Linked DNA regions of Homo sapiens: region 2 is linked to region 1. A link is a loop called in an ENCODE intact Hi-C map of the cell type or tissue named here. Cell type or tissue: heart left ventricle. All regions are shown on one strand. Each heading gives the region's core, and the rest is flanking DNA. Links, peaks and the distances in the headings are about the cores only.

Evidence for each region. Peaks named below come from ENCODE experiments on the same cell type or tissue, not always from the same donor. Only the 100,000 strongest peaks of a DNase experiment are listed, where the experiment ranks them.
Region 2: a loop joins it to region 1, with 3 times the contacts of the local background. A loop is called at or near these places in 3 of 110 quality-filtered maps.

The regions. Positions count from the first base shown.
Region 1 is chr3:150,164,693-150,169,868 of GRCh38, forward strand. No RefSeq gene overlaps it. Among named protein-coding and RNA genes, the nearest start is that of LINC01213, 71 kb to the right of the region's middle. In heart left ventricle, for the core only: no CTCF peak of the experiment used is centred there; no DNase peak of the experiment used is centred there; H3K27ac peaks cover 199 bases.
Region 2 is chr3:150,059,794-150,064,969 of GRCh38, forward strand. No RefSeq gene overlaps it. Among named protein-coding and RNA genes, the nearest start is that of LINC01998, 19 kb to the right of the region's middle. In heart left ventricle, for the core only: no CTCF peak of the experiment used is centred there; no DNase peak of the experiment used is centred there; H3K4me3 peaks cover 645 bases; H3K27ac peaks cover 908 bases.

The DNA of each region.
Region 1 (5,176 bases), core at 1,553-4,052:
ATGATTGAAAATTTTTATAACAAGAGATTGGGAAAAAATCTAACCCATTTTGTGTTTTCCAAAGGAAGCATGTAGAAAATAGGACTTTTCAGATCTGCATGCAGTGGTGGTGAAATGGTCTATTTGGGTCCCTAAACAGCGTCCAGCACATCATGAAGGTTCATTGATTGCTGCTGTGTTGCATGTTTGTAAACTCACAGTTGTCTGACTCACCACCTGTGATTCTACCTGGGAGGCTGGCAAGGCAGATGTTACCACCACCATTGTTCTCTCTTTTCTTTTAAGATTAAAACCATTTTATTTTGTCTCTAATACATTTCTCCCCAAGTTGATAGATGCAGCAGTAACCAATAGTAAAATAGTCATCCATACAATTCATCTTCTTACAGAGAATCATGACTTTACAAACACAGACTTACAATCTATCGGGAAAGAAGAAGGCTGTTTTTAGAGAGCAAGCCCCTTGTAAACCTGACTTTGTTGTAAAGTACTGTTCTTTTTATATAATGTTAAATTTGATGTGCTTAAATTTTATTAAACATTTTTATATCTGGGTTTTTTGTTTTGTTTTGTTTGAGACAGAGCCTTGCTCTATCACCCAGGCTGGAGTGCAATGGCATGATCATGACTGACTGCAGCCTATGACTGCAGCCTAGAGAACTTCTGAGCTCAAGTGATTCTCCTGCCTCAGCCTCCTAAATAACTAGGACTACAGGTGTACATCACCACACCCAGCTCATTTTTTAAAAATTTGTTTTGTAGAGACAAGGTCTTACTATGTTGCCCAGGCTGGTCTCAAACTCCTAGGCTCAAATGATCCTTCTCCTTCAGCTTCCCAAAGTCCTGGTATTACAGACATAAGCCTCTGAGCCTGGCCCATTGTTCTCTTTTTGTAAATAAAGAAACTAAGCCTCTGAACTAAGTAATGATGACCTTAGGGGATGCACCAGGCCTCTGATTCCCTTTTTGCTGAGTGCTGCTCTGAGTTATCAGGGTGAAAACTATCTGATAAGGAATCTATTTAGCCAAGGTATTGGTGATTCAAAAGTGTTAAATATGCTTCTCCCAAGGGTTTTTGTATTTTTTAAAAAGATCAGTAGAGCAATAACTAAGCCAGTGAAATAACTAAACCTTTAACTGTGTAATTTCAGTCATAGTCAATGGAGACTGTTGGGACAGGGTGGGCAGAAGATGGGAAAGGAGAGGGCAATTGGCCAGTTGCCAATCACACCCTGTAAGGAATGAGCTTCTCCATTCACATGCAAAGCTAGCATTGTCAAAAAAAAAACCCATCAGCTGAGGATTTTTTTGTATTGTGGTAAATCCTTTAAATTGCAAGCACAAGTTATTAATTTTATTTACATTTTAAAATGTATATTTATGACAGAAAATCCACCTTTAAATTAAAGGTATTGATATCCATTAGGTCTGATGCAGATTTCCAAATTTTATTTATCAGTAAATAATATAGCATCAGCTTTTTGAGAACAGATACAGAAGACGAAGTGCCCATATTTATTAAATGAAAGTAAATTATCATTCTAAAAGCAAGGTTTGAGCAACGTTCTCGCTGGTTTGGTTTTGCAGATATTTATGGACTCTAAGTGGGAATTGAGGTCTTATAAGCAAAGCAGGAAAAGTCAATTGACCTGAGCTTCCATAACTTTTTTAACTCAGGCTTGTTGTCACAACACTACTGACAGTACGAAGCGTGCACTCTGTTGCAACGTCAGATGAAGTGTTCATTTAATTAGAAATTAAAATTAGAGCATTAAAAGTTTGAAATTTTTCTGATGTTTCACAGCCTATTTTTAATAACCCAATATTCTAGCACACTCAAAAAATCTGGGTGAGATTACTTTAAATATAGATACATCACCAAGACCTGAGAGAGCATATAATGAGGTGTAGGGTTTCCCAACAAGGAGAAGGGGAAGCATGAACCCCCAGATAGGGCAGAGAACTACTGCTTGGATAGAAGGCAGTGCATGCAGGCTTTCTTAAGATATACTCTGCACCCCTCTACCTCTACAAGACTTTTACCAGCTTTGAGATATAATTCACCTATAAAATTCACCCACTTTAAGTGTACAATTCAGTGGCTTTTAATATTTATAGAGGTGTGCAGCCATCACTACAATCTAATTTCAGAACATTCTCATCATCTCCAAAAAAACCTTGTACCCATTAGCAGTCACTCCCCTTTCCACCTCCCTTGAGCCACTGGCAACAATTAATTTCCTTTCTGTCTCCATAGATTTGCCTATTCTGGGTATTTCATATAAATTGAATCACACAACACCTGGATGTTTATGACTGGCTTCTTTCACTTAGCGTAACGTTTTCAGGATTCATCCATGGTGTGGCGTGTGTGAGTAATTCATTCCTTTTTATTGCTGAAAAATATTCTCTGGTATGGATAACCCACAGTTTTATCCATTCATCAGTTTGTGGACATTTGGGCTATTCCCACTTTTGGGCTATTATGAATTAATGCAGCCATAAGTATTTGTATACAGGTTTATTCATAAACATAGGCTTTCATTACTCCTAAGTATATACGTAGGAGTAGAACTGCTGGGTCATATGATAACTCTATGTTTAACATTCTGAGGAAATGGCAGGCTGTTTTCCAAAGTGGCTGCACTATTTTACATTATGATCAGCAATGTATGGAAATCCAAGTAATGCTGACTTTAAACCTCAGAGATCTTCACTAGCAAGACTGGAAAAGATGGCTTGGACCCAGAAGATCGTGAGTCCAGAAATCCCCAATTGCCAACTGCTGCCATATAAGACCTGTAGATTCTCGATATTCAAAGTGTGGATCTTGAATTCATAGCATCTCCATCACCTGGAACCTTGTTAAAAATGCAGAATCTTAGGCCCCATCCAAGATCTACTGAATCAAAATAATTTTGGTAAGAATTACAATGATCCATATGCAAATAGTTTGAGAATTACTGCCATAGAAAGCTTAAAGTAGATTTTAAAACTGCACTGCAGAAGGCCTCCCTGGGTACCTGTGCCAGATGGAGCTGATGAGTGCTGAAGATTGGCTCATGGAAAAACAGTCATGCAGGCAAATTTATCTCCAGTGTCTCCAAGCTAACCCCCTCAATTCTAATTCTTTCCTTTTATATTTTGGATCCCCTTTTTGCCTTTTTCTTTTTTATAACCAGTACCTTTTTCTCTTACCCCTCTCCCATAGCACAACATGATCTGTGCAACACTCCATCACACCACAGGGAACAATAGCATCTGTGGTGTCCACAATTTATATTTTTTGTGCAATTAAAAAATGAGAAGGCCTAAGCCCTTTGGAGAAAACTGAATAGCCTGGGATGCCCGGGGCTTTTTCCAGGTCCTGAAATTAGACCAGAGATTACCTTTATTATTTATATCCTCTATCCTGCATAGTGCTGAAAATAATTGAAGAATTGAAACGACGATAGGAAAAAATATGAAAAAGCCACCAGGGGTAGGTTTTGTGTACCAAATCCATGCCATATTGCTAGAAACAGGTTGCAAATTTGGCTGTAGCAGCCAACAAGATCAGAAAAATACTATGAATTATGTATTCAGTGTCTATAAGATAGAAACCAATCAGCTGCTCAAGAGTTGTGCAGCCATTCCTGGTGCGGAGGTTAAAGAGAATTTTTCTCTTCAATCCTCAAATTTTCAGGTAGGAACAGACAGATCCAATCACATGAAACCTCAATGAGTTGACATCCTCTTAAGAAAACCAAGTACTCTAACGTGAGCACCTTGGGTCAGCATAAGCGTGAACCAAAAAGAGTATCTCAGGCAGTGCCTGGCATCAGGACCACTCTAACATACCCACATGTAGGTAACTGAGGCTCCATATAAATAAAAAGTGCTGTGTAAGTGACTGCCAGGATATTGCTAGTCTAGTGAGCTAATCTTTTTTCTTTTTTTCAACTATTTCTCTCCTAAAAATAAAAAAAGAAAAAAAGAAAAAAGAAAACAAAAACCTTAAGATCCAGACAACTGGGTCAAAAGATGTGTTCTCTTTTACCTAATAGGGAAACTTGCCTTTGCTTTCTTAGCTTAAATCATCTGAGAACGTTGGGAGTGACAGGGACCTTGGAGATCATCTAGGTTATTCTCCACATGTCACCAAGCCAGAAAGCTCTGGAAATTGGCTGCCTCCATGGGACAGTCATCGCAGACTTTGCCAAAGCAAAAGTGCTGATGTCACTCATCATACTAGCAGTTGGCTGCTAAGTGATTAAGATAAAAGGGGCCAAGCTAGTGAAAGCTTGTGGGGGTAAGGAAGGAGGGCACAATGTGACTTACATGCAAGAAGAGTTTGTATAATGGAAAGAGTACTGGGCTTTTATTGACTATGTGACCTTGGGCATTAATCTCCTTGGATTTTCCTCACCTACAATAAATAATCTAAGCAGTTAACACTTACTGTGTTCTTAGTACTTCATATGAACTGTTCATGTTGAAACTTCACAATAATCTATCAGCCAGGGCCTACTATTTTCTCCATTTACAGATGAGAAAACTGAGGCACAACGAGGTTAAGTTACTTGCCCAAGGCCACTCAATCAAATTCAGGCAGTCCAACTTCAGAGTCTGAGCTTTGTCAACTGAGAGGGTCAAAGAGATGAATGCTAAAGACCCTTTGCACCTGTGCTATTAATTTTTCCCTCCTGTTAAATTGGGATAATAATAAAGTTGTTGCCAAGATTATGAGATAATGCAGGTTAAGTCCTTAGCGCAGTGCCTGAAGCATAAGTGCTCAGTAAATGTCAGCTATTACTATTGTTCATACTTGTACTCTTGCCATTAACATTTTATGGAACAAATCACTTCTGTCATCTCAACAGCTGCCTGAGTGCACAGTTATTCCAACTAAACTGATTAATAAATTCAAACAACGAGTCAATTTAATCATAAAATCAAGCAAGCCTGAATTGATGCTGGAGTGAATTGCCTAGTTAGTCTTAAGCGGTGCTGTCTGATAGAACTTTCTGTGATAATGAAAATGCTCTATATGTGTGCTGTCTGATACAGTAGCCAGTAGCTGCACGCGCCTCCTGAGCACTTGAAATGTGACTTGAATGTGACTTGAAAGTGACTCAGCACTTTCAGTGCCTGAGGCACTGAAAATTTAATATATTTAATTTTACTTAATTTACAT
Region 2 (5,176 bases), core at 1,269-3,768, 110 kb before region 1:
CTGCCACCAACCCCACTCATCTTTAATAATAAATTAATATAGATCTCAAAGCCCAAAGAGTAAACGTCCCCTAGCGGGCCTCAGTGGCAAAGTACAAAGTAAAGTACACCAGTAATTTTTTTAGCATGAATCAACAGCTCAGCAGTTCTGGGCTCAATTGGGCCCACAATGAGTACTTTCTCTTGTCATTTAATAGGCTTGGCCTTGAGTCAACAGCTTCTGAATAGTGCTGTTAATTAGATTGGCTGTTTCTATTTCAGTTGTTCAAAGCTTTCAGAATGCTAAAAAATATTCGTAAACCTTTGTCTGCTGCCAAGGTAAAGATATTTACCTGGGAAAGGAGTGCCATATGTAACCTGCCCTGATTTGAACTCACCCTCCCTTATACGACTGTCCTTGGGAAAAGCCTAAGAGAGTTCATTTTTTAACAGATTCCAGTGGTGGTCATTATTTCTTGACCAGAGATTGCTCCCTGGAGGCAGAAGTCACTGGGAGGCAGCTACAAAGTGCTGCAGAGGGTTCAGTAATCCCTAATCATGGAGACCAGTTACAAAGGCCTTCATTAAATTATTAACCTCTGCAACAACAGAAAGAACTATTTTCATTTTTATAAGAATGGTAGGCAAGGGTCAGGTCATAAAAGCCTAGAGATGTCATGCTAAGGAAGTCAGATTGGATACTGCAGAGAACTGTTAAAGAAGGGGAGTGACACTCAAATATGCATTAAGAAAGTCCATCAAGCAACAGGATAAATGAGAAGGAGGGCAGGAGGTCTTTAGAACAGTCTGGGAGAGAGACGATGGGGTCCTGGTTTTAGGCTGTGACTATGGGAGAACCCACAGAGGGTAGGTTCAAAAGAGAGGAGTCAACAATAACCCATATTGCTACATAAATCATAGGTTGAAATGAACATTTCAGAGTAAAATGCCAAAACTAAACAAGGCTTTCCTTGGAAGGAATGGGAAAGATTGAGAATCATGATGAAATACAGCATTAAGCTAAAAGCAGTGACACCTCAGGGGTAGGAAGGATGATGATTGTAGTTCGGGGGACTTTAGTCCTCACTCCACTCTTGGTATAGAAAATCGAGGTTTTCCCAATATTGTGAAAGTTACCATGTAAATGCAGCTTCCAGCCTCCTTCTCTATTTCCAAACATATGAGTACCTTAAACCCCTCCATTATAGAAATTCTGGATCTTCTCTTACCACTAACCATCATATAAGATGCTGCATGTTTTCGCAACAAGCATGTGCTCTTCGAAATAATCTCTATTTCGAAGCCAAGATCAGTGACCCCAGCTTCTTTGCTTAACTATAAATTAAACAGTCCTTCTGTTTTATAATTATTACTGCAAACATGTAAAATATCCAGATGGGCTACCTCTTGAAACAAAGAACAAAAAATGGCTTTTTCAATGTAGGGTGTCAACTGCAAAGAAACAACCCCATAGAGAAGCACTCATGCTTTAGCTACGACAAACTGTTTCCAAATCAGAGGCTGAGACAACCATCTTAAATATAGAAATCTCTGCACCAGCAGTGTCCTTTCTGCCCTCTCAAAGCCTGCCAGGACTTGGAGGCTGTGTCATAGATCAGTGCCACCCACAACCAAAGGGCTGAGGACTTCTGGTAATTGTTGAAGCTTCACCAATTGTTTCCAAGGCATATCAGGTCTTGGAGCGACAAGTGAGATTCCCTTTGAATCATCTCCCCTTTCACTCCGGCCAGTTCAGAAGTTGCCAACCAGCTGCTGCCTCATCTCCCTATGGCAGCCACCTGACACCACTTTGGGCTTTATGCCTGTACCACTGGAACTCAGTGGCAAAATCAGATCCAACTCAGCATTATCATGGGCACTGCAGAAGTGGTCTGTTCTCAAGTTTTAGATGTTCCTTTGTGTTTGGCGTTCCTTCCTCCTGGCTGTCTCCCTGACCTACTCTCTGAGCCGGCCTGTATCTTCTAACCTATTCATTGAATACCTACCACAACAAACTAGACTCTCTGTGGGGGCTCTAAGATGCACAGGGCATGGTTCCTACCCTCAGGGACTTGAAAAACCAGCTGGAGAGAGAGAGGAATATGCACAGCAATACTAAGCAGCAACAACATTCTCTTAAAGGCACACATTTTTTTTTTCAATGTTCTCTGGTCTCTCCATGTGTCTGTGTGGATATGAGTGCCAAATCAGAGGTATGATGTGAAAAAATGGTATTTATCTGTGGAGGTTACAGATCATTGCTTGTGAGGTTCATGGGAAAAGCGTGGACAAATTTGGATAGTGTATACATGGCTGGGTGTATCAGGAATACAAAACCCCCACAGGCTGGGACAGAATACCTTTCACTACCCAGATTCGTTTCATTCATATAAATTTTACCTGAGGTTAGTTTTTAATTTTTTGGGTAGCTAGACTGTGGGATCATGAAAGGAATTTCCAGGAAACTAGGTAAATGTAGGTGAGATATGAAACAAATGTTTTACTTCAGTGTAAACCTAAACAATAGAGTCCTAATAAACTCTGTTTTTAGGTTTTTGTCCCTCCCCTGCAAGGTAGCAAAGGAGTGAAACCAGGAAAAGGATGAGTGGAACCCCCACGGCATCTTCCAGGCCTCTGGTTTTTCTTCATCCACTGATCTCTCCACAGAGAAGAAATTATATTTAAGGTCCCAGTGAAACTTGACCCTAACTAAAGCATTCTGTTCAGAAGTTTCAACCCCTAAGGGAGAAAAAGCTGTTCCAAAGGGCCGATCTTACTTTTTGTTGGAAGCTTCTGAGCTCTGTCTGTCCAAAGAACATTCTGCTGATGAGTCACAACAGACGATTAGTTAGGACTGCTTGGTTTTTTAGGAAACAGGCATTGTACAAAGTGTAAGGATCTCTCTGGCAGTTGGGATTTCTGCTTTCAGTTTGCTAACACTGAGTTCCTCTCTGTCGCGATCAAAAAAGTCGAGCCCTTCTGTGACTCCAAGCACCACTGAGTATTTGTTCACAGGCCTGTATGTGGCTTGGAGGAGAGAAAGCTGCTAGGAGACAGGTCTGGGCCAAACTGCAAGGCTGATTAGCAGGAAAACAGACTCTATCCTTATACATACTGACGAGTGAATTGAAATTTCTCGGCTCATTTACTCCAGTAATTTGGACTGGGGCTGGATCATTGCCCTTGGTGGTCTTTAAATTTTTCCTCTGTCCTTGTGTGATTTGTTGTATAGCAGTGGACTACAGCATAGGGCTTCGGAATCAGACAGACATGAATTCCAACCCTAAATCTCTTTGCCTACTTTGGGAGGGATTCTTAATTTCTGTAAGCCTCAGTTTCTTCATCTATAAAATGGGAATAATAACAGCACCTAGGGTTACCGTGAGGATTAATCCCAGTAAAGTATATGAATGCCTAGCCCATTGCCTAATCCACCATGGGTGCTCAATAGTTTATTTTCCTCCCTGGTTCTAGCTTTGCCACTTAATAGCTGTGAGACTTTTAACAAGTCATTTCAATGTTCCTGGTCATGATTTTCCTCATCTTTAAATTGGGTAGGAGGAGAACACACCAGTAATACCCGCTCACTGGGATGTTCTGAACTGTGCCTGGACAAATATGCTTGTGGCCATGGGCAACTATCCCAGTGAGACCTGCCTGATGGCTTGATGGCCAGCTTCACAGTTGTTTTCCCTGTTGGATGGTAGAGTGTCAGCTGTATGTCTGAGAGGTCAGGGAGGGTCTCTTCCCAGAGTTGGGACAAGCCTGTAGGTGTACTCCTGGTAGATGGACATCTTGAATCCAAATTGTAAATATTTTATTTCCTTGGGGAGTCTTTCATTTGTCTCTTTTTCCTCTGCCACTGCTGCTATTTTAATTATTTTAATCCAGGCTCTTCTCATCCCAGATATGAACAGCAGCAGTAAAACTGATCTTTTTGCTTTCTGCCTTCAGATGAGTCTTTCAAAGATTCCAATTACCTTTAGTCATTTTATTGCTCAAAAGCTCAACAGCCCCATCATTTCCTGGATAAACTGAAGACCCCTCAGCCTGGTATTTAAGACCCTCTAATCTGGCCCACTTTATCTTACTTCCTACTATACGCCTCACAAACTCCCCACTCATCCACTCGTGTTTCCTCACAGTTTTTCAATGACGATGTGCATATTCTTAAATGCCAGCCCTTGTTCATTTTCTTCTTCCTGCCTGGAATGCATGGCCCCTCAGCCCATCCTAAGTATAACCTCACTTTTGCCATGTGGTCTTTTTAGTCATTGCAACTCACTGCAACTTGGTTTGGGTAACAAATGCCTGGGTTTGTGAGTTCAAGGATGGTCCCAATAAGTCAAGCAGGAAGGAGAAGCAGGTTGGATGGGAAAGACAGTACATCTTGGAGATGTTGAATTTGTGGCAATGGCATTTTTGTTGTTGTTCCTTCTTTCAAAATCACATGGATTTCAGTTAGAGAAATGTTGTTCAGGGGAAATGTTTCTTAGTTAGAAAAAATACATACACGTAGTTTTTTAAAATTTTGTTTGTAAAGAAGACTAGAAAGAAAGATATCAAGAAAAAGTAAAAATTACCTCTATTTCCAACACCTTGAAATAATTGCTACGGATATTTTAATGTGTGTCTTTCTTGGCCTTAAAAAGATATTTTAAATTTTTTTTTAAAAAAATTATGCCATATATACTCTTTAGTACATTATATTCAACACTATATTGTGAATGTGATTTACATCAATAAATCCTGACTAAATAATAATTTTTAATATCTGTTTAAGGCTACACTATAATGTATTTAATCAGTCTTGTATTGGTGAAACTTAGCTTATGTCCAGTTTTCAGTTCCTCAATATGTGACATTATTTTTTTATACCTGAGTTCAAAAAACGATATTGACCTTTAGAGACAAAATTTGCAGGTGTTCATTGTAAAAAAAAAAATAGAGTGAGAAGCAAAAATAAAATAAATAAAATAAAAATAACTCACAATTCCATTACCCAAAGATAAACTCAGCTAGATTTTGATGGCACTCCATCCCTAAGTTGACAGAACGTTTATTGTAAAATTCTGATAATTTCCTTCTATTTTCCTCTTTGCCCAAATGGCTGAAATTTTATCAGGGTACTCATGTAGTAAAAACCTACTGATGTATTCACATTTTACACATTACTACTATTTTTCTTTCAGAGCTTA